2 separate regions of the Homo sapiens genome follow, and region 1 is linked to region 2. A link is a loop called in an ENCODE intact Hi-C map of the cell type or tissue named here. Cell type or tissue: ascending aorta. All regions are shown on one strand.

Region 1 (2,500 bases), 120 kb before region 2:
GAAGAAAAGTATAATCCTTCTCTGAAGAGAGGCAGTAAATATTTGGACATAATATTAGAATCTACTGTCCTTTTTTTAATTTTATTTTTCCATAGGTTATTGGGGTACAGATGGTGTTTGCTTATATGAGTAAGTTCTTTAGTAGTGGATTTCTGAGATCCTGGTGCACCCATCACCTGAGCAATATACACTGCACTGTATTTGTAGCCTTTTATCCCTCACCCCCCTCCCATCCTTCCCCCCAAGTCCCCAAAGTCCATTGTATCATTCTTATGCCTTTTCATCCTCATAGCTTAGCACCCACATATCAGTGAGAACATACAATGTTTGGTTTTCCATTCCTGAGTTACTTCACTTAGAATAATAACCTCCAATCTCATGCAGGTCACGCTAATGCTGTTAATTCATTCCTTTTTATGGCTGAGTAGTATTCCATTGCATATATATACCACAGTTTCTTTATCCATTCGTTGATTGATGGGCATTTGGGTTGGTTCCACGATTTTGTAATTGTGATTATGCTGCTATAAACATGCGTGTGTAAATATCTTTTTTGTATAATGACTTCTTTTCTTCTGGGTAAATACCCAGCAGTGGGATTGCTGGATCAAATGGTAGTTCTACTTTTAGGTCTTTAATGAACCTCCACACTGCTTTCCATAGTGGTTGTACTAGTTTACATTCCCACCAGTAGTTTAGAAGTGTTCCCTGATCACCCCATCTATGCCAACATGTACTGATTTTTTTTTTAATGTTCATTCTTGCAGGAGTAAGGTGGTATTGCATTGTTGTTTTGATTTGCACTTCCCTAATCATTAGTGATGTTGAGCATTTTTTCATATGTCTATTGGCCATTTGTATATCTTCTTCTGAGAATTGTCTATTCATGTCCTTAGCCCACTTTTTGATGGGATTGGTTTTTTTTGTTTGTTTTTTTCCTTGCTGATTTGTTTGAATTCATTATAGAGAAACTACTAACCTTAATCAGAGGGTTTTCTAGTTGCTTATAACCAAAGAACCTTGATGGTACAATTTTTCTTTTGGAGTTCTGTCTTTCATATGTTTAGAAAGATCTTCCCAAGAAGAATTATAAAAATGTTTCTTGAAATTGTCCTCTAGCTTGTTTAGAGCTTTTAATCTAAACTTCCCAAATTGGTGTTATACTTTGAAAATAAAAAGAGTTCCATGTAATTATGCCAAATGAATTTCATAGACTTCACCATAAAACTATTTTTTCATGTTAACCCTATTAATAGCTCACATGTTAGTGTTCCTTCAAACACATTTAGAAAATGCTATTTTCTCTTAACTGGAATTTATTTTGTTTGCCAGGAGGTAGAGGTCTACATTTTTAATCCAAAGAGGTAACCAATTGTCCTGACACCATAGATTAAATAAATTTTACTTTACCTAGTAGTTTGATATGTTATTTTTATCAGAAACCAAATTTTTATCTATACTCGGGGTTGATTCTGGTGTTTATGTTTCATTGCTCTTTCTTTCAGTTTTGGCACAAGCAATACATTGTTTTAATCATTATGGTTTTATCATGTTTATTTATCCATTACTGCAGGTCTTTTGCAACTTTTTTTTTTTTTTCTTTTTTGAGACAGAGTTTTGCTCTTTCACCAGGCTGGAGTAAAGTGGCGCCATCTCAGCTCACTGCAACCTCCACTCCCCGCCCAGTTGAAGTGATTCTCCTGCCTCTGCCTTCCAAGTAGGTGGGATTACAGGCATGTACTACCACGGCCGGCTAATTTTTGTATTTTTAGTAGAGACGGGGTTTTGCCATGTTGGCCAGGCTGGTCTCGAACTCCTGACCTCAGATGATTCACCCACCTTGGCATCCCAAAGTGCTGGGATTACAGGCTTGAGCCACCATGCCCAGCCTTTTGGAACTCTTTACCTGTTTGTTTGTTTGTTTCCATATTTCCATTCAATATTTTACCAGACTAGAGTACCTACTAATGCAGGGAATTGTAATAGGCAAATCACCTGAGAGGCATTAGTCATACATACAACTTATATTCCAATGAATGTATAGTTATTAAACAGTTAATTACACAAGTTATTTATTACAATTTTTATACATTGTATCTTCATACAATGTGGGGCCATAAAATTAAGAGGAAATATACTTAAGTCCTCCTTGAAATATGTGACTTTGAACTGGTTCTTAAAGGACAGGAAAGAAGTAACTAGGACAAAAGGAAAGGGAAGAGAAATTAAAGCATGAAAAATAGTAAAGGTCTTGAGATGCAAACATACTAAGCATTCAGGAAACTAAAGCCATAGTGCCCAGGGCATGGAGCAGGTCAGGAAAAGAAGCCCACGATGTGCCTGGCGAGGGCAGAGGGAGCCATGTGATCTAGAACCTTGGAAACTGTAAGGAGAATTTAGCTTTGATTTTAACAGTAAGAGGAAGCTATGAAAGGACTTTAAGCAGTGGGGTTACAAGATCAGATATTCCCCCTTATTATTGTTTAAGAAAAACTAAATA
Region 2 (2,500 bases):
GTTCAACCAAGTTCTGAATCTCAAACAAAGTAATAAAAATAGAGGAAATGATGAAAGATACAGTATTCAGACTCAGCTGTCCTTTAGGGTCCCTCATACACGTCCTTCCAGATCCCTGGTTGTGCAGATTTTTTTTCTTTTTTTAGATATGTGAGCCACCCAATATCATTTAAATAACTCCTTTCAAATTAGGGGCAGCAGTGTTGCTGTTGCTTGCAATCAAAGAACCCTGGCCACTGCAGGTGGAATACAACCTGTGACACGTGTTTGCAGGGAGGCAGAGGCAGGTATAACTCCCATCCTGTAAAAACACAATTCTAATTCTATCCACTAAAAGATTTTTAAAAGCCAACTTTTGAACTGCTTTTCTTTTACTCAGGCCAACTTTTAACACTGAAATCAGCCCCTCAAGGTGAAAAACAAAACATCTATTGAGGTCTTATACTAATCGACAGCCTCAACTCAACCTATGCTTACATCTGATTTCTCAGCAAATAGATATGAACCCAATCTTGCAGCTACATGCTAGAAAATTGCCTAGCAAACAATGCATGAACCTTCTCTGTCTCTAAAGTAAAAGAACACATTAATTTTATCAGGGCATTCAGAGCTGGGATTATGTGCCTGCCTCTCTCAATCGCCCCCTAGAGATTTAGCCAAACAATGTCTCTCAGTTGTGAAAAACAAAATAGAAAGCAATTACTATTAGGAATATTAAACTTTACTCTTAGCTTTTAAAATGACACTATAGTCCTTTCTCCAAAGAGTTCTTCAATCAGGTATTCGCTCTGTACTGCAAAAGAAACCAAGGATGCCTCTGTTAAGCAGGGATTATGAGATAAGATCCGTAATAGACATCCAGCCTTATTGGAGTAACAATATTTCATTACCCTGCATCAAACTAATGCACCATTATAATGATCTGATCATTAGAATAGTGGTTCATTCAGACTAATAGCCCACAAAATGTCAGCCTATAAAACAAAGCTGAGCTTGGTTATAGGTACAGATAGCCCACTGTAGGGCCATATCACAGACTGGGGAGAGAGAATCTTCTGTCTGCAGTCACAAATCAAATGCCTCCATGCCCTGGGAGGAAAATCTGGAAAGACACTTATGTATTATGACATGCCTGTTGTGAGAAGTGGCCTGATTGTCACTTGGGCGCTGTGCTATTCTCTTATGTCTGCATGGTATATTATCGTACTATAGCCACTCGACCCAATGTTCAATTAAAAGAGGGTTTCTTAGCAACCAAAACAATATTATTGTGCTGTCAGAGGAAAAACACCAGATTAGCAGAAAATCCCGATTCCAAGTTCTGAATCAGGACTTCCGGCCAAACACATGCTCTGCCCTTGACTCAAAGAGGCCTCCACAGCCAACGCTCCCCACGGGGCTCTCCTCCTTGGCCACAACAGCTTCGCTGGCACAACGTGGTGCGTGGGTGCTGAGTGAGGCACCAGCCCCAGTGCTGGGCCTGTACGTGACCAGGTGGGGGTGTGGGAGGCCCAGAAGGAGCCATCCCAGAAGCACCCGCTGTATGTACATTCACTGTTGTGGTGCGATCTGCGAGGCCCAGCTTGTCCCGGCACCACCCTCGGCCGCCCTGTACGTTCCCTCTTTTAAAGGCATCTCCCTCCTGTGCTGCTCGACATCATTTCAGGGGTATCACAGGATGTCCTTGGAGCTCTGCTCTTTAAACAGCTTGGATTCCTCCCCTAAGAGCTGGCAGCCTTCCTTACCCCACGAGAAAGTTGCTGGAGCTACATTTGGGAATGACTCTGTCTGGGAGGGTGGACATTGCAGAACCGGCTTCTGTGCAGGAGGGCCTGTGGAGGCTTGGTAGGGAGGGAACGACTGAGTTGAGTCCCCATTTCCCTTCCCCCATCTGCCACTCTCAGCTCAGGGTGTGGGGTGCAGAATGAGACAGATGCCCTCACTCTAGGACTCTTCCCTGAACCCTTAGGTTTGGTAAGATGTCCCTCCCAAATGCTGTCACAATAACCTGTGTGTATTCTTGCGATTTTCATTCACTGTAGTAGCACAGACCACGTTATATATTAAAAATGCCCAGAATTTCTGCTTCGTGGGGATGAGACTTTGCCTTATTCACTGCTTAACTCTCACGTGTAACACAATGCCTAACGGGGGGAAAAAAGGTGAAAAACATTCAATTCGCTTCACACACAGCACAGGAAGAGTGTGTTGCAGGGGCCACAGTGGTGCTCTTGGCCTCTGAGAGTTTAGAATCTAGGAGAAAATGAGGATGAAAGTGTGGACTCCAGGGAAGCAGGGGCTGGCGGAGAAGTTCAGCAGGCGGTTGGGTGAGCTCCCAAGCTGGGGAAGGGACCAAAGCCTCCAAGTGAGGAGCCCTTCCCAGGCAGCGCCTCTCCCACCCACCAAGCCCCAGTGTTGGGTGTTGGAGGAAACAAAATGTGTTCCTCTCTTCCCTTAAGAGGAGCCCTATAAATGCCGGCTGCTTAAATTTTCACCTATG

What was found. Hi-C counts contacts between places; a loop is a spot of excess contacts. Peaks named below come from ENCODE experiments on the same cell type or tissue, not always from the same donor. Only the 100,000 strongest peaks of a DNase experiment are listed, where the experiment ranks them.
Region 1: it touches region 2 in a loop (3-fold over the local background); 1 of 110 quality-filtered maps calls a loop at or near these places.

Annotation. Positions count from the first base shown.
Region 1 is chr10:33,956,104-33,958,603 of GRCh38, forward strand. No RefSeq gene overlaps it. Among named protein-coding and RNA genes, the nearest start is that of LINC02629, 53 kb to the left of the region's middle. In ascending aorta, no CTCF peak of the experiment used is centred here; no DNase peak of the experiment used is centred here.
Region 2 is chr10:34,077,581-34,080,080 of GRCh38, forward strand. No RefSeq gene overlaps it. Among named protein-coding and RNA genes, the nearest start is that of LINC02629, 170 kb to the left of the region's middle. In ascending aorta, a CTCF peak has its summit at 1,496; a DNase peak (open chromatin) is centred at 1,411; H3K4me3 peaks cover 482 bases; H3K27ac peaks cover 2,002 bases.